Linked DNA regions of Homo sapiens: region 2 is linked to region 1. A link is a loop called in an ENCODE intact Hi-C map of the cell type or tissue named here. Cell type or tissue: OCI-LY7. All regions are shown on one strand. Each heading gives the region's core, and the rest is flanking DNA. Links, peaks and the distances in the headings are about the cores only. Region 1 overlaps ANKS1B (ankyrin repeat and sterile alpha motif domain containing 1B). Region 2 overlaps ANKS1B (ankyrin repeat and sterile alpha motif domain containing 1B).

Region 1 (9,824 bases), core at 548-8,547:
TAGTTTCCTCACTTCCTCCTGAAGTCATAGTAGGAGAGAAATGTGGAAAGTTCAGTCTGCATATTTTTATAATATTATGCAAATCCCAAGAGGTTTCTCTTTGATAAGCTCAGAATCTTAAGCATGAGTTAGTTCCTGTGACAACGCCTTTATGATAGTGTTCTTTGAAAATATTGCCATATAAAATATTAAAGGTTATGTGAGGCAGAAAAACAGATGATATAGTTGAGTAAGAGCAAGTATTTCTATTTATTAGGAATGAGAGTTTACAAAGAAGAAAGAGGGGAGATAAGATTAGAAGGATAGATTGAGGTCAGGCCATGGGTGATTCTCACTCATTTGGATTTTTATATGAACACAAAAGCAAGAAAAACTATAGAGAATAAATCAGTTTAATATTAAGATATTTAAACCTACTTTTTGTCCTGTAGAGGAAGGACTTATAGTATATACTGGTATTAAAGGAAATACATTATTCTGATAAGAAATCTGTAGTCACTTTTAGAACTTAATTTGTTACAGATATATCATACTTTATTCAAAAGCCAGTAATAGAGTGAACTGTGTTAAGTATGTCATATTATTTGTGAAAACTAAAAAAAAACTTGCTAAGTATAGTGACTGTCCATTATGAGAACATTTACTTAATTTAGTTACTTAAAGTAAGCTGTGACACTGTTTCCTGGGATAGCACTTGCTAATCTAGTTCCATGGCTAGTCCTACCTCCTTGGCCTGCTTTTTTTGTTTCATTTTGTTTTTGTGCTTCACTCTCTTTTGTAAAAACATCCTATTATTGGCCCCAATAAAAATTCTTTATGAATAACTATGAACAGTTGTATATGTACTGAAGTAAATACCTGTAAGTTTTACCAAATGAAATTTTTATATTAATGAAATAATTTATAATAGTAACTTTAATGTTGGGACAAAATCCTCTGTTAAAAAATCTGAAATAGGTGTATGCTGTCTCCAGGTTACCAATCAGTTACATTTTAATATTTCCTTGAAAGTTAGTTAGAACTTAAAACATATTTGTGCTATATAAACAACACATAGTGTTTATATTTTTAGATCCATCCTCAAAGATTTATGTAAACTGGCAGCTTCTGGCCTTCTACTTGTAAAACCACAGATATTCTGAAAGCCCTAATTTTTTAGACCAGGGTTTCCAAACTTTTTTGTTGTACGTACCATTAGTAAACAAATTTTGAGCAAATATCCCTGATTATTTGTAAATTATATATATATAGACTGCATTTCTAGTAATATTTGATGTAAATTATGAGACATACACAACAAAAGAAATTCAAATTGAGGAAGGTAGAGAATAAGTGTAAAACAGAAGCTCTAATTATTTTTCGTTTACCCAATGAATATCTTATATGCCCTGGGGTCTGTATGTGCTGCTTGGAGACCATGATTCAAGCTTCTATCTTTCAGGAAGTTACGGCAAAGGCTTTTGACTTTGAGAGAGTGATAATAGTTTGGGGAAAAGATGTTCAATTTTTTTTGTAAGCCAAAGACTGTATTGTGATAGTGGCAAGAAAGAAATTAATGCTCATAAATTGAGCGTTAAGGTTTTGAAATCTGAACTCATGCTTTTCTAACACCACTCTTCGTTCCTGTGACAAACCTTTACAATAGTGTTCTTTGAAAATATTTCCCTATAAAATATTAAAGATTATGTGGAGGGAGAAAAGCAGATGGTATATATGAGTAAGAGCAAATAATTCTGTTTATTTGGAAGAATAGAGTTTACAAAGGGGAAAGATGAGAGAGTAGAAGTGTAGTTTGAGGTCAGGTCATGGATAATTATGAATGTCAGGCTAAGAATTTTGGTTTTTTTTTTAAGAAATGAGAAAAATCTAAAGGATTTTGGGCAGATAAAAGACATCATTGGAACTGACCTTTCAGAAGATGAATCTGATAGAAACCTGTTAGCGAATGTTTAAAAAGTAATCAAATTACTTTGACCCTTTTCTGTAGCCTGTTTTATTTGAATTCATTCCATGTTTTGTTGAATATTTGTTTCTATTCATCAAAAAAGTTTTTTTTCCAGAATATTGCTTCAATTATACTCTTACATGTTGCAAAAAGTTTAGTCAAGTACAGGTCACCTAATATAGGTCACCTAATACAGATGGTTCTTACCATGTTTTGAGTTGTGGGATTTATAATAGATATGGTTCTTGATTTCAAGTGTTTCAAAACACCTATCCTAAGGAGACTTCAGTCACAGTGTGTAGACTATAACTGAAGGCTAACATATAAAACACTGAATAAATAAGAACTGACACTTACTCAGTTTTTGCTATTTGCTACTCTAATGCTTTACGTGATTTAAGTCGCTTATTAAGTAATCCTAACAATATGGATTTAGAAAATGACTTAGCTGCCAAGTGGCAGAGTGAGGATTCAAACTCTGAGCCAGTGTTTTTAATTCTCAGCCACATTTCTCATAGTATGCTACCTTGTGGCCAAAGGAATTTTTAAAAGGGAGAGACCAGTGAATATTTACAGATACTCATTGAAGTCTTTGTGGAGGTAGGGAGAGACTAAGCTGTGTCCTGGTGAAAGGGGAGCTGTGCTTTTCACTTTTGTTGGGACAAATGATTGAGAAAGGATTCCAGCCTGAAGAAACAGTAAGTGCAAAAGCACAGAGATGAGAATTAGTGCATAATTTGAGAATGATTTATGATGAGAGTTTGTTTTGGAAAGTAGTAGGAAATAAAGTTGGGTAAGTAATGATAATACCTCAATTTATGGAACACTTTACTTGTATTAACTGATTTAATCCTCACAATAACCCTTTGAAAAGGATAGTATTATTTCTCCATACAGGGAGCTTTTATGACTTTCCCAGTTTCATGCGGTAATTACAGAGCCAAGAACACAGACATTCTGGAGCTGGAGCCATAACCCCTTGCCACTCAACTCTATTGTCAGAGAACAAAGGCAGCTAAGTAGATTGGGAGGCTAGCCAGAAGTTTAAAATTGATCCTGAGAATAAATTCTTGTGTAGGAGAGTTCTCCTGAAAGTGACATTTTTGGAAAATAAAAGTGGTAGTTGTATGTTGCTTGATCTGGGGAGAGGCTCAAACAATGGTTCTCAGCCATAGTTGTATATTAGATTTACCTAGAGAGGCTCTAAAAAATAAATACTGATGCCCTCAGATACCAGTCCAGACCAACTAAATCAAAATAATTTTGGGTAGCTCTGAGCATTGCTCTTGGAAAAGCTTCTCAGGTCTAACATCCATACTACTGGTCTAGGGAGCCAAAAATCAGCCAAGATCTTTCTGAGGTAATTCAGGTCTGAGATGATGAGTCAGAACTGAGGTCTTGAAAACACCACAAAACTAGAATTTTTTGAGATGGAACAAATCTCGTAAATCTTAATGTCCAGCCTACTTCTGCAATTCCCCAGTGTAAGAGCTTCTAAAAGTCTCTTGAATTAGGGATTATCTGTGCTATAACAAATTAGCGTAGATTGGGTGGCTTGGAAAAAAAAAAAAGCATTTATTTCTCACAGTTCTGGAGTCCGAGAAGCCCAAGATGAAGGTACCAGCAGAGCTGGTAGCTGGTGAAGGCCTGCTTCCTGGTTTGCAGAGGGCTGTCTTCTGGTTGTATCTTCATGTGGCAAAGAACAGAGGGGAAAAAAGCAGGTTCTCCTGATGTGTTTTTTTTTTTTTTTTTTTTTTTCTGAGACGGAGTCGTGCTCTGTCGCAGGCTGGAGTGCAGTGGTACAATCTCGGCTCACTGCAACCTCCGCCTCCGGGGTTCAAGCGATTCCCCTGCCTCAGCCTCCTGAGTAGCTGGGACTACAGGCACGTGCCACCACACCTGGCTAATTTTTTGTATTTTAGTAGACACGGGGTTTCACCATGTTGGCCACGATGGTCTCGATCTCCCGACCTTGTGATCTGCCTGCCTCGGCTTCCCAAAGTGCTGGGATTACAGGTGTGAGCCACTGCGCCCAGCCCTCCTGATGTTTTCTTATATGAACACTAGCACATCATAAGGGGTTATCATCTGATGACCTCCCAACACCCCCTCCTTAATACCATCACATTGGGGTTTAGGATTTCAACATATAAACTTGGCGGGGACACCGACATGAGGTTCATAGCAAGGAGGCTTTCAGTTTATCATCAAGGAAAATCCAAACTGCAGTCAAACCACAGTCCTCAATTATAACATTTCTATGTTATATTGGACTATTAAATGTGGAAAACATTTCTGTATGTCTGTTATTTATATTACTGGTTAAATGATGAGCATTTGGGTTCAGTTAAAATTTAATTTCATAGGATATGAAACATCCAACTTGCTGATTGTGATATGACAAGTAATTCCAAAAGTTATTTTGGAGAAATAAAAATGTAAGGAAATATGTTTTGTAGCATCCATATTTTTAATTAATGTGTTTTACATATTAATGATGTGGCTTGAGTTTTGGAAGTATTTTACCTATATTCTTAGTTCAGTTTAGCTTTTGTTGTCTCTTTTCTTCCAATAGAGGGCACTCTGATTCAGTAATTTCAAATACAAAACCAGCCATCTTATGTAAGAACTTTTATTTTTGAATCGGAGATTTTTGTTTCTATTAAAATATTAGCTATAATATGGTAGTTTGAACACTTTTACTAATATAAGTTAAAAATTAAATTCTTATTATGATTGAATGTATTCAATTGGAGGTTTTGCATGTAATATAAAGGCTAGCTCAAGTTAAAATTGCATTTTGTCTTGCATACATTTTAATTCAAAAGTCAGTCTGTTTTATATACTCTTATAATATGCATCTGAAACCATTTTCTAAGTTGAATTAGGACATTATATAATCTAGAATGTAAATTTTGAAGAAATATAAATATCCTAACATTCTTTACCAACTCATGAAATTTAGGTTTTCGAAAGAATGTGAAATCATCTGAAAAAATTTTCTATTCTCTTTATGTTTTCCCAAGCCTTATATTCATGTTTTTTCCTCCATGTGTATAAACAATCTATACAATTCTTAAATGTGAACACAGCATGCCATAGAGAAATTTGATGATAAAGATCATTAGAGCAGATTTCAGAATCCAGGTACCAGGAAAAGTTTTTTTGTTTTTTTTTTAAACATTTGTAATAGAACATTACCTCATCAGCGTATGTCTTTAAGAAGTAAATAAGAAGCTTAAGGGATGAAACGTGTTATGTATTTTTTTCTCTTGACACAAGCAGCATCTAAAGCTTTTGGTTTGAAAGGGGTTGCATTGGCAGGTTTTGTGCAATTTTGTTCAGCAACTATGCCTCTTTTCTGTTATTTTACTTTCTTTTCCAATGCAAAATATTTAATTACATGTCAGCCTTCTGAAGTGTGAGGTATTTTATTTTAGTATTTTAAGATTTCAAGATTTACCTTGAAGGATTTTCAGTTTTTTTTAATGCCAAGCTATTCTTGAGAATACTCTCTGGGAGTGAGGTCCCTACTTTTGGAAAATATACTTAATTTAGTTCTAAAATTCATCAAGTTTTAAAGATCAGTAGAGTCAGATTAGATTGCCTAAAAACCAAATGGTGTTTCTGAAACAAAGTTTACCTTCAAACACATTCTAACCCAATTTCTAGAGCTTATTATCAGGAATGCATCAATTTCAGAATTTGGAGAGAGCTTCGTGGCTATCTTACCCAATTTCCATCAGATTTAGAGAATCTTGGGAGGCAAATTTTTTGAAATGTAAATAGAGGCTTATTATAGGAACATAACTGATTCTTTAGCATGTATAATTTTTTATAGTGGTGCTAAATCTTAAGCAGTGGTATACAATGTTCAAAAGAACATTCTAACCTGAACAATCTATTTCTTATGTAGTTGAACAGACCTTTTGGATGTGGTGACTCAAGGTGATTCAACTAAGGTTGGAAATCTCCTAACAGGTTTTGCAAGAATTAGGGAATGTAGAACTAGGATCATGTTGACCTGCATTTATATATTGAAAACAATACCATTAACCACACGTATGTACTGTAGGTACATTAATGGAAAAATCCAGAATCAGAAGGGTAAGTTTTTGTTCCTACCCTCACCTCAGGAAGAACTTTTTGTAACCTTAGGGAATCTAGGAAGTCCTTGAGAAAATGGCTAGTAGAATAAAAGAGTCATTTTTCTGAACTTCTAGCACACTTGCTTTTTACCATTCTTGATACATCTCTTTCTGCCTTGCCTTGTAGGTGTATATGTTTTGCATTACTTCTTATATACCCCTTTGACAGTAGGTTCATTATTAGATTGATCTCTGTAGTCACATCCTGCCTCACACGGTGCCTTGAATGTAGTGGTCTCTCAGTGAAAGTTCATTGACTGAATAAATGCATAAAAAGGCAAAGACTGCATATAAAAGTGTATATGTTCTTGCAAATGAACCATTATCATTGCAAAATGCATTTAATTATTTGGAGATGAATTCCAGAGACCAAAGTGGAGGTTTTTCCCAGCAATCATGATGGGAATCTCAACCATCTTTCTTAGGGAGATAACTTAGTCTAGCAGTTAAGAGCATGAGATTGTGAGTCCTACAGATTTGGTTGTACAACTCTGTTCTGCAATTTACTAGCAGGGTGACCTTTGGAAGTTGCTTGATATTTCCAAGCCTTAGTTTCTGCATCGGTTAAAAAAATTTTACTCTGGCTTTCTGTCAGCCATAGAAAAGAGCTATTTTGTTCTCTTTTATGTTGCTGAAGAGATCTTGATTTTTATGTTTCACAGACTTTGTCCAATTTTGTCCAGACGTTCTAAATAGTCACAAAATGTCAACGTAGAGGGGATTTCTCTAGTGAAAGTGAAATATTTTGTTCTTGGATTGGTCTGAGTCAATATTTTACTTGGAAAAAGCCATATGTATTCTAATCAGCTTTGTAGAAGTTAGGGAGGAATAGCAAATATGACAAATAATTGAACTTATATGAAAAATTATCTCAATAGGCTGAAATCTTGGCTCAAGGTAAAAACATAGAATTCAGTGGGAGTTAGTATAAAATCTTATATTTAGATTCCTTAAAAATCAATGGTATAAATACAAGGTGGGGGAGATTTAATGTCAGAGAGTAGTTCACACAAAAGTTTTAGGGTATATAGATGACTACAACTGCTACGTGAACCAGCAGTGAGATGTAGCTACTAAAAAAATCAGTAAACAGTGACCAAACTATAATATCTCAAAATAATTGTAACACTAGAAGCTAGCATTTATTAAGTACTAAATTTTCACTACATGCTAGGCATTGTGTAAACATGTTAAAAATCATTATCTCCTTTATTCCTGACAACAATCCCATGAGGTAGGTTTTATTATCCTCAACGTGGGAATCAGGAGTAAAGTCAGTTGCCCAAAAGGTAAATCTTGGATCTGAATGTATGTCCAATGTCTTACAAGTAGATCATTCTGTCTTTCATTACTGTCTTCCAGATTGACCTCTCACCTTTTCATCATTCCTGCCAGTTTGTGGGTTCAGACCATCATTTCCCCTCACCTGAGTTATTTCAAGAGCCTCCTACCCTGTCCACCCACTTCTAGTCTCTCCTCTTCATCTGCTCATATTTATTCTGAGCAATGCTGCCAAGTCAGTATGCCTTAAGTGCCATTCTGGTCATGTCATTTTCCTACTCAAAACTAGCCCTGGTCCTCACTGCAAATGTTAAATAGAAACGTTTAACTCAGGCATTCAAGACCCTTCATTTCTAGCTTCATCATATTTTTCCAGCTTTATCTGCTAGTAATGTCTTAGATAAATATATTTTAGTAAAATGGATTATTCTTGGCCAGGCACGGTGGTGCATGCCTGTAATCTCAGCACTTTGGGAGGCTGAGACTGGAGGATCACCTGAGGTCGGGAGTTAGAGACCAGCCTGGCCAACATGGTGAAACTCCATCTTTACTAAAAATACAAAAACTAGCTGGGCCTGGTGGTGTGCACCTGTCATCCCAGCTACTCAGGAGGCTGAGGCAGGAGAATCACTTGAACCCGGGAGGTGGAGGTTGCAGTGAGCCAAGATAGCTCCACTGCACTCCAGCCTGGATGACAAGAGTGAAACTCTGTCTCTAAATAAATAAATAAAATGGATTACTCTCAAACACGTCTGTCTTTCTTATTGTCCACGTTCATGTTTTGTCTATATATATTATCCCTACCATCTCTACTTATTGAAAACTATTTTTGATCCTTCTATTTAGATCTAACTATTTGCATCATTATGCTGCTTTGTATTAATTATGCATGAATCATCTTTTTTGACTTTGCCTATAAGCTCCTTGAAGACAGGGAAAATATTAATCTGTGTGTGTGCATGTATTTGTCCTTAGCATAGTTCCTCACTCACATGCTTAGCAAACATTTATTGAATTGATAGAACAGGTCATGGGCATAAAAACATCTGTTTGATAACCTGTATTTCGGTGTAGGCATATGAGAAAAATTCTAACATGGAATATTTATGATCTGAGAAGAACTTCCCCTGTTGGGTGATTTTTCAAATAATGAATACCTCGCCAGTTTCTTTGAGGATGAAATAAAATACCCCTGTAAACTATATTATTGACTTCACAATATATCGCTAGGATCTTAAGTCAAATTATATTTTTCTTAGGTAATAGTACATCACTCTCACTGATGAGAAGGATATCCTGTATTACAAATACCATGTTTAATTCCTGATAACATATACGAAGGAAGTATATAGTATATGAATATAGGAAATATGTCTGATTACATTATTAATTTTTGAATTCCTAAATATTTATGTGATAAACATTTTTGAATTAATCCTTGTTATTCTTTCTGTATTATTGAGATGGGGCTATTTTGTTTTTTTTTTTCCAGCTTTTATTTTAGGTTCAGTGAGGTACATATGCAGGTTTGTTACATGGGTAAACTGTGTGTCACTGGGATTTGGTGTACAAATGATTTATTCTCCCAGGTAATGAGCATAGTACCCAATATGTAGCTTTTTGATCCTTACTCTCCTCCCGTGCTACACCCGCAAGTAAGCCCCATTGTCTGTAGTTCCCCTCTTTGTGTCCATGTGTGTTTCCATGTGTATTCAGTGTTTAACTCACACTTACGAGTAAGAACAAGTGGTATTTGGTTATCTGTTCCTGTGTTAATTTGCTTAGGATAATGGCCTCCACCTGCATCCATGTTGCTGCAAAGGACACAGTTTTATTCTTTTTTATGGCTGCATAGTATCCCATGGTGTATATGTGCCACGTTTTCTTTATCTAGTCCACCGTTGATGGATATCTAGATTGATTCCATGTCTTTGCTGTTGTGAAAAGTGCTGCAATGAGCATACGTGGATGTGTCTTAATGGTAGAATGATTTGTGTTCCTGTGGTCATACACCCAGTAATGGGATTGCTGGGTCAAATGGTAGTTCTGTTTTAAGTTCATTGAGAAGTCTCCAAACTATTTCTATAGTAGCTGAATTAACTGACATTCCCACAAATAGTGTTTAAGCGATCCCTTTTCTACACAACCTCACCAACATCTGTTTTTTTTTTAACTTTTTAATAATAGTCATTGTGACAGGTGTGAGATTGCATTCAATGGTTTTGATTTGCACTTCTCTAATGATTAGTAATGTTGAGGATTTTTTTCACATACTTATTAACTGCATGTATATCTTCTTTTCATGTCCTTTACCCATTTTTTAATGGGGTTGTTTTTTGCTTGTTGACTTTTTAAGTTCCTTATAGATTCTGGATATTAGACCTTTGTCAGATGCATGGATTGTGAATATTTTCTACCATTCTGTAAGTTGTCTGTTTACTGTGTTTATA
Region 2 (9,824 bases), core at 925-8,924, 110 kb after region 1:
CATATAAAATGATCTGTCATGGAGGATAATTTAGTTTTCCCAAAGTTATACATTTTGCCTTCTGTACTGTCTTGTTGAAAAAAAAAAAGTTTAAACTTTCTAAGGTGACTTTAACATTTTTTTTTGAAATTAGCTTCTGCGTATTGTGCATAAAATTGGCATCAGTTTAGACTTAGCTCTTTCTAATATTGAAATAATAAACAGTATTAATTACTAGGTAAGGGTCAGATAAATGAACAAAAGTTTTGAGAGATAATAAAAACGTTCAAATTGATTGTATATAAGTAGAATAGCAAACAAAATATGTTCTTTGAAGTTTCCTGATGTTATGCAAAGGATGTCAAATATGTAAACAGCAGGCAGGAACATAATGTGTTGGAACTAAGCGTTTCAGAGGAATTGTAATGTCTCATGTACTATTAAAAAGAGAAAGACTATCCTTACTTTCTTGTTCAATATTTCTTGCAACTAAAACAATTGCTTTAATAGCAATTCTGTCCTTCAATAAATGTGAAATACATTTGGCACTGGCAAATCCTCAAGTTTAAAATATCACCATACATAGTAACGTCATTTCAGAGTGCAGATACTAGGAGATGTACTCAGTGTACTCATTGGCATCAAGACTTGTTTTTCTTCTTCCTTTCTTTTCCTTGCAGATATAAATGCAGTACAGGATTCACAGCTAACTCCAAATTAATCTTAGAGAAATTTTATTTTTCAGCAGACTTAAATGTTGCAGCTTTTGTGAATTTTACTAACATGGAACAAATGGTTGTGGTGAAAGGTAGTGTAGGGTAGCCTTGCAAGGTAATTTTCAGAAAATTTTGAACAGATGTTTAGTGTTACTAAGCTTATAGAAACGTATTTAACAGTAGGGTTTCTGATCATAGCTAATATGTTCAACTGTGGCTTTAACAGTAGGTTTTCTGATCATTGCTAATATATTCAACTGTGGCATGTGATATCTCTCCCAGGACTAAATTTAAGATGGTTGAGTCTGTTCCTTTGTGAGTAATATGATCACTGACCTATCATCTATCTGATCATTAATACTATCATAGCTTTGGAATAAGTAAACCAGCTTAACACCTCACGTTTTCTTCTTAGTGCCCCATTAAGCCCTTAGATCCCCGGTTTTAAAAGATTGTAAAAAGGAAAATATGATATATCATGCTATTACATAGTTGTTGCCTTTTAAATTGACAAAATAATAGTTCTCATGTAAGATCTCTTGTGTAATGAGATTGGCTATGCAAATTTGCAGATAAGATGTATCCTAGTGTGAAATTGCTTGCATAATAAAGAGGAGAAGAATTTAAAGAGCTAATGAAAACAGTCTGCAGGCAAAAATAGACACCAAGAATTCTATTCTTCTTGGTGGAAGGGGAGATGAAAAGCACCCTTCTACCCAATTATTACTATAAGGAGAAAAATATTGATAGGGGAGGGGGAGGAGTTAAGCTGTGCAATTTAAAGCCCATTCACCTCCGCTATAGAGTTTGTGGTAAAATGTAAATTGTGCACCAATGGTTGTCATAAATGTATTCTTTCATGAAATCAAATAGATGCTGTTTTCTACATTATTTTGAATATGGAAGGAAGACAGTGGGAGCAAATGGAGTTAGAGAACAAAGGACATTAAAATCTGGGTTATAGTTACATTGGTTCCTCTTAGAACTAGTGAAAATGTTCACACTAATAAAACATCTATGAGGGCAAGCTGGCATTCATTCATTCATTTACTCTTCATTCATTTTCAACACATATGTGATAAACTGTTATTCAATGTACTAGCCAAGTATCAGGCTTTGGTAGCTAACCCAACAGGCATCTCTGCAATCATGCAGCTTTTATGGACTAAGGATAGGAGATACTGAACCAAAGTCACACAGTAACTATAAAATTATCATTGTGATAATTGCTATTAGAAAAGCAGGATACTGTGAAGGCATATAAGAAAGGAAATTAATCTTGATGAGAGCATCAAGAAGGCCTTCCAAAGGAAGTGAATTATATTTATACCTAAAGCACCAATAAGATTAATCCTGATGAAGACAAGCAAAGGAATTTATTTGTTAGGGTTTGACACAATAGCAAATAACAAAAACATCTAAAATAATAATAATGGCTTAAAGAGAAAGAGTTTGTTTTACTCCCACTTCTAAAGCTTAGAGCTAGGCAGTCCAAGGCTGGTAGGGATCACCTCTATGAGGAACCCAGGATTCTTCTATTTTGTTGTTCCATTGTGCAGGTCCTCTAGTTCCAAGGATACTTCATGGCCCAGGACAAATGCTCCAGCTCCAGCTATTTCATTAGCATTCAATCAGCAGGAAGAGGAAGGGGAGGAAGAAGGGCACACCTATTCACTTCAAGAGCACTTCTTATATCCCATGGTTATGACTTAGCCATGTGGTCACACCTAGCTGCAACAGACACTGGACAATGTGGTATTTATTCAAAGAATACATGTGCCCAGCTAAAAGTTGGAGTATTAGTACCATACAAGAATAAAAGAAGGTGTTACTAAAGACAAAAGGAGGAGGGGGGACTGTATATTGGGAGATGACTAATAGTCTTTGCCAGAGAAAACCACATGTGCTAAGGTAAGGTACGAGGCAAGAGGAAGTTTGGTATACTTGAGGGAAAGAGGGAAGCTCAGTGTGTTTAAACATTATGGGCAAAGGAGAGGAATAGTGTTAGTGTTCCTGGACCAAACCAAGGGTCGGGTTGCTTATTCTCATGGTCCAATAACAAGATGCAGACCAACTGGGAAAGAAGAGAATTTACTTCTGTAAACGGGTACAGGGAGAAGGCCAGGGAAAATATTGCCAGACCAACTCAAAATTACAAAGTTTTCCAGAGCTTATATACCTTCTAAGCTGTATGTCTACATGTAAGTGTGCATTCATCTAAAGACATAAGTGATTAACTTCTTCTCATCTATACCTAAGGTCTGAGTCCTGAAGACCTTCCTCTGGAGCTTCAGTAAATTTACTCAATCTAGATGGATCCAGGTGCCAGGGGTGATTACGCTTATCTTGTCTCCTGCTAAATCATGAAGATTTGGGAGTTCCTTTAGACCTCAATAAAACTTGTTTGTGGAGGTCTGGGGAGTTCCTTCAGACCCCCAGTAAAACCTGTTTAATACTAAACGGGTTCTGTTAAGAATTCCTTTGTTATTTCATCATGCTTCAAGGCCCTGGAAAGGCCTAGGCAAAACTCTTGGTGGGCTTTCGTTACATTCCAGCCTTCGTATAAGGGCACTGGCTCTATCAGCTTTAAATATTTAATTTAACCACTCAGTCAGTGCTGAAACAGTTGTCATGGAGGCCTTCCTGTTCAGCTGTTAGTGAGACCTGGCCTGCCAGATTAGTGGTGGGATACAGAGGGAGGTAGGGGCAGATCATGCATAGCCTTTTGGATCATATTAAGAATTTTGAACTTTATCAGAAGAACATGAAAAGCTATTGAAGGTTTTAAGGAAGAGGAAAACATGATCACATTCTCATATGAAAAAACATTTCTCTGATCACTGTGAACAGGTTAAAGACAACATTGGCAATACTTAGAAAGTTTAGGCCAGGCACGGTGGCCCATGCTTGTAATCTCAGCACATTGGGAGGCCAAGGCAGGTGGATCACCTGAAGTCAGGAGTTCAAGACCAGCTTGGCCAACATGGTGAAACCCCATCTCTACTAAAAAAATACAAAAAATTAGGTGTGATGGTGGGCACCTCTAATCCCAGCTACTTGGGAGGCTGAGGCAGGAGAATCACTTGAACCTGGGAGGTGGAGGCTGCAGTGAGCAGAGATTGTGCCACTGCACTGCAGCCTGGACAACAGAGTGAGACTCCACCTCAAAAAAAAAAAAAAAAAAGAAAAAGAAAAAGAAAGATAAAGGTAGGCATACTCTTTGGTGTATACAATTTCTCATTTATGAATTTATCGTGAGAAAGTCATCAGGCAAGTAGAGTAAGTATTACAAAGTCTGGAAGTACACCCACTGAATGTGGGACCGAGGCTAGGAAAGCTTCACTCTTTCATGTATAATTTTTCATTATGAATGATTTGTTTTACAATAAGCATGTATTACTTTAAATTTCATTGAAAAATCTATAAAGCAATTTTACTTTAGAACTAAACAAAGGCAAAAAGGCGTGTGGCAATGCTATAAAGTAGTCTAGATTGCTAACTCATTCCAGATTGTTGCCTTTTGCTTTGATTGCCATCTCTGATATTGCCTCTTTCCTGGATTCTGCCTTTTGGCCTGGTCCCTTTGCATTGACAATCTTGAACATTTGTTGTCCCCTTGAAGAGTTCTAGTAATTAAGGAGGTGGCTTCCATGGTGTGGTAGAAAGACAATAGGACCTAGATTTAGAGGGCTTGGATTATAATCTGGACTGATTTGTAGTATGATCTTGCAAATCGAGTAACATTTTGAGCATCAGTTTTTTTCACTTGTAAAATAGGGATAATTCTTACTCTATTTTATTGGGCTATTCTCTATCTGAAAGCATTTTATAAATTATGAAGCACCGTTATATATAGTTGTCATATAATTTACACATACACACATGCACACACACAGACACACAAACACACACGAACACACACTGCCTCACAGGGAAATCCCATTTCTTCAATGTTAGACTAATATAATTATTCTCAAAAGTGTTTTTCTTTGATTGAGCTCAAGTTTGTCTCCCTACAGTATATTATTGTGACTGTTTTTCAATTTGCAACAACATAGAATTGGTCCAGTCTTTCTTTATTACCGTGTAATAACCAAGAAAGCTAATGGGTTCAAACTGTATAGATTTAGGTCTATTTTTTTTTATAGTAGAATTTTCACATCTTTCTGGAACTTCAGGAACAGAGTTTGTTCTCCAGTAAAAAGTTTGAACAGCATTTGGAATAAATGAAACCATCTGAGGTTAAGTGTGTTCCGCTGGCTTCTTCCCATATATAATTGAAGATTATATGTAGCTTGATAAAATATTTTCCTTCAAATCTTTAACTGTAAAGAAATGAAGTTAAAAATTATGGTTTTACACAGCCAATTTATATGCTGTCTTTAGGGGGCAGTGCTAAACCACTGATAAGTTTCTTCATTTCTGCAAAGCTACTTGTAATAGTTAATATAAAATAAAGCTAAAATGGCAATCTTGATATTTGTGATACAATTATACACACCCCTTAATATTAGTAAAATTTTCTAGGTAGTCAAATGAAAATAATAATTTGAAGCTCATTTATTCAGTGATTCATTCAATAAATATTTATTGTTTCATTATGCACAACACATTGTAGGAGATACAATGTGAATAAGGCAATGTTTTCTTTCAAATAACTTACTTCACAAGGGTAAATAAGCCACACTTGTGTCTGTGTAGTATATTTGCACAAGCACACTGTGTGTGTGTACACAACTCTTTTATGGTAAAAAATAAAATAGCAGTACTTATTGATTTTTTATGTGCCAGTCTCTGTCAAGCAATTAATTTGATCTTCATACAGCCCTGCAAGTGGAAATGATTACACTATTTTTTCAGATAGGGAAACTAAGGATTAATAAGATTATGTGATTTGCTCAAAATCACAAAGCTTGGAAGTGGTAGAGCTAGGATTTAAACATATATCTGTTTGAGTTAAAAGCCAATGCTCTTTGCCACTATAGCATCTATCAACTCAAGGTGAATGTGAAATACCAAATGCAAACATTTGCACAAAGAGAGACAAGCAGAAGAACATGATATCATGCATGCTTGTGGGAAATCTGGAAAATTTTAGGTAAGGGATGAAATCTGAACTCTATTTTGAATCAGTGGGATTATAAGAAAATAATAAACATGATAGTTAATACTTATTGAAGCTGTATGTGTCAGGCACTTTATATTTATTACCTCATTTAGTCATCAGGAAAAAGCCCTGAGAGAGGTTCCACTGTATTGTTTTCCATTGCATAGATAAGGCAAGAGAGGCTGACAATGGTCTTATCTGCTGAAAATCATACGGCTAGTGAGGCGGGTATTTGGAACTTGAATTCAGGACTGTCTAATTTTAGAGCCCAAGCCCTTAACCACTACAATACGCTGTGCAGACAAGTAAGGTGAAAGAAAGAATAAAAGCATAGAGCATGATTAGGCAAGGGTAAACAATTCCACCTGGTTATAATCTGAGGTGAGTATAGTGAAAAAGTAAAAGGGCTAAAAAATCATTTGACTATAGAACTCTGAAGCCAGATTAAGGAATTTGGATATCATTTGCTGTGAAATGGGAAGTAATTGGAGCTTTATGAGCAGGGAAGAGAGATAAGCTTTTTTTTTTTTTTTTTTTTTTTTTGAGGGAGGAGAAAGAGATAGAGGAAGTTCCCTGTGTGATTGGATTAAATCATTGTAGCACCATTAACAAAATAGAAAAGAATGGATTAATCTAAAATGTTGATAATTCTTGGCCAACTATGAGGTGGTTTATAGTATGTGCCGCATCAATGTTGATGGTCAAACTGTTAGCTGATCATGAGCTGGTAAAGGAGATACCTTTTTGATCATTTTATTTATTCCTGTGAACAACTTTATCATATATATATATATACTCTTTCAGATTAAGATTTTAAATTTCCCAAGATTTTTTATTTTACTCAAAGGATCTGTAGGGTCAAAAATCCCTGTGATAATCACCTTCTATTATTGATTTGAGAAGTGTGTATTTATGAAAGCATGGGCTGCTATGTATCAAATTGCAGAAATTTTCACTCCCTGTCACAGAAGGCAAAATGCTCTCAGGACTTTACTCGTGTAACAGAAACGTATTCACCAAATATACCTCTTTTATTTAAACTGCAATTATTTACATCAGTGTGGTTTTTCAGTATATTGTCTTCCACAGGTTATTGTACCAAAGGAGTGGTCACAGAATGTAGTGGTGAGGGGAGAGTAGGTTTTGCAGCCCCCTAGTCTGGGTTAGAATCCTTTTTCTGCCACTTGCCAGCTTCGTGACCTTGGGTTTTACTTGGCCTCTCTGTCCCTTAGTTTCCTCATTTATAAAGTGAGAGGAAAAATATTTGCCTCAAATGGCTGTTGTGTGAATTAAAATAGTTAACAGACAATAGGCCAGTGATACTCCAAGTCACATAGTAAGTTCTCAGTCTAACAGTTGTTATTATTATTGTATTTTATAGACAGCAACTGATTGGGGGACAACTTAATTTCATTGCTTCTTAGTTACTGACAAGTGATCAAGGGGAAGTTAAAATGTGAATGCAGAAAACAAATTCTTTTAAATAGGAGGAAAAATAAAATCTTATATTCTATTTTTAAAAGGAACAATTTTGGGGGGAGGATGCTATTTACAATCCAATATGTAGAATATATTTACTTGCTTTAGTAATCATGATCTATCAATGTTGTGCTGAACGCTACATTCAGAGGACCTTTAGACAATTTAGTGTATTTCTTTTTATTTATGCATATACATCTTTTTTTTTAAATTGAGTCTGCTAAGTATTCAGCAGGCTCTTAGAGTGAAGTTTTTCCTCAGTTTCTGCAAATTTTCATGCTTTATTTCTTTGACCCTCCCATCTCTACTCTTAATTTTTGGAGCTCCTTTTGTTCAGATGTTAGAGGTCTTGGTTTGACCCCTAGTTTTCTCCACTTTTAAATTCTGTTCATCTTTTGGGAAATTTTCTCAGATTTTTCTTACTCTTGTATTGGATTTTATGTATTTTGTAACTTTCTGTTCTTGTTTCATGGCTATAAATATCTTCTCTCTGAGGATACTATTTATAACTTTTTTCTCTATATTTATTTTGGTGTCTGTTAAGAGGTTTTTCTCAAATATATGATTCTTGTGAGTGGAACTTGTTGAGAGGTTGGCTTCACAGTAGAGATTGATACATAGATCCCACCATTTTCCTGCTTATTTATAGACCTTTTTTCTTAGGAGGTCTGTTTCTACAGGGAGGAGTATTCTAGTTGTTTATCTGGGAATATAAACCGTGCTGCCATGTTGTCTAATGCAAATATGGTAAGGCACGGGGTAGGTTATGAATCTTCATTACTATATAGATATTAATTCTCTTGTTTTTGGAGACTCAGTATATCTGTAGTCTTAGAATTCATAATCCTTTTGCTTCAACTTCTTCAAAAATTAAACCTCTAATTTCTTGCCAGTGGTAAAGATTTAGTTTCCTGGCTGGGTGAAAAGGAGATGGGTCTAGGGGTATAATTCTTTCTGATACTGAGTTTCAGTCTGTTTCTGCCCCACCTACACTTACACCTTCACAGGTAGCCAGTCCCTCCAATTCTTTCCACATGAAGGTTCTTTGCTTTCAGTGTTCTCATGTTTGCTAAGTCAGGTAATACCCATCTGTTATCCAAAAGTTACTCAACATTATCCAGAAGTTTTCTTAATATTGTCTGTTCATCTCTCCTGTCATCCTTATTTTTATGGTGTAAACATTTTTATAAATGTTCTACCATCATTTTAGTGAGATTTGGGAGATAACGAAGGAAAATATATGTGCTAAATATGGAAGTCTCATTATGAATTTTAAAACTGTTACTCCTGTTATATGTATGATATGAAAGTTTATAAAGTTTTATTTCAGTGGCATTCTGAACAAACTGGTTTATCAGGAGTTCCCATTTCAATAAAATATTTTCCTGTTAGTGCCCTAACTGCATTTTTCCTTAATTTTATGCCTAAACCTAAATTCTTGATAAACCATAAGATTTTTCTCATTTGTTGCTATTCAAATATTTTATTAGGCCATTATCATGTTCTATTCTTCATTATGAACTTCATATATTATTTTATAAGTCTTTCACACCTAGTTTTTTTCACTTTTAACTTAAGTTGGACTATACATATTTTTATCTCAGGCACAGGGCACAGCCATGTAACTGTGGCTAAAAGTGAGCTGACTTGTTTGCCGAGATATACCACTGTCATTTATAGAATTTAATTGATGTTAAGATATCTAAATATCATTGATATAATATATTGGTATGATATAAATTTAATTTCAGAGAACCTCATCTACAATCAATTTGTCACCAGGAGAAGTGGAAGAAGAGGATGATGATGAAAATACGTGTGGGCCATCAGGACTTTGGGAAGCATTAACTCCGTGTAATGGATGTAGGAACCTTGGCTTCCCCATGCTTGCCCAGGTAAAAGTTTGCTTTTATTAAGGTACAATAAAACAAAAATGGTTGCCTATGTTTTTAAGATAAAATCTCCCTCCCCTTCGAAAATCAAATTAGGATCTTGTTCACTTTGTGATTTTGGATCTTGTGGTTTTTCTCAAAGTGTCAAGTAAAATGTGCATATAACTTGGTGTGCATATGTGTACATATGCGAAGACATAATTTATGTAAAAAATTAGTATTATTTAGTTTGGTTATAATGCAGAAAAGTTATCTTGTTTATGAGGTTTTAATATTTTGAATCCAGAAATATATCAGTTTAAAGAATGCTATTTTTAAAAAGTAAAAGTTGTCTACAGATATAAGGAAACATATTATGGCTGTTTAAAAGCATAGCCAGTGATTATATTTTTCACATCACAATGGAGCATTGTAGAATAATGGGAATGTGTACTTCTGGAGGTTTTGGAATAAAATCCAAAAATGAAACCAGAACACTAAAATATTGACTATTAGTTTCAAGTCATTTCACTATCATTAAGACTACTTTAAATCTGTAGTATCACCTTCAGGTTCCTGTTGTGGGTTGTGAACCATACACTCTTAGAGGAGTTTCAGAAATGACTAAAATATTCCAGAGATAGGAAATTTGAAGCCATGGTGAAAATATCT

Evidence for each region. Hi-C counts contacts between places; a loop is a spot of excess contacts. Peaks named below come from ENCODE experiments on the same cell type or tissue, not always from the same donor. Only the 100,000 strongest peaks of a DNase experiment are listed, where the experiment ranks them.
Region 2: it touches region 1 in a loop (5-fold over the local background); 3 of 110 quality-filtered maps call a loop at or near these places.

The regions. Positions count from the first base shown.
Region 1 is chr12:99,762,705-99,772,528 of GRCh38, reverse strand. All of the region lies in intron 8 of ANKS1B (ankyrin repeat and sterile alpha motif domain containing 1B), which reads left to right. Among named protein-coding and RNA genes, the nearest start is that of GARIN6, 120 kb to the right of the region's middle. In OCI-LY7, for the core only: CTCF peaks have their summits at 4,326 and 4,526 (motif pointing right); a DNase peak (open chromatin) is centred at 4,568.
Region 2 is chr12:99,654,419-99,664,242 of GRCh38, reverse strand. ANKS1B (ankyrin repeat and sterile alpha motif domain containing 1B) reads left to right here. Exons shown (of 27, transcript NM_001352186.2): 9 at 9,033-9,176. Among named protein-coding and RNA genes, the nearest start is that of GARIN6, 12 kb to the right of the region's middle. In OCI-LY7, for the core only: CTCF peaks have their summits at 4,867 and 5,071; a DNase peak (open chromatin) is centred at 5,082; H3K27ac peaks cover 2,222 bases.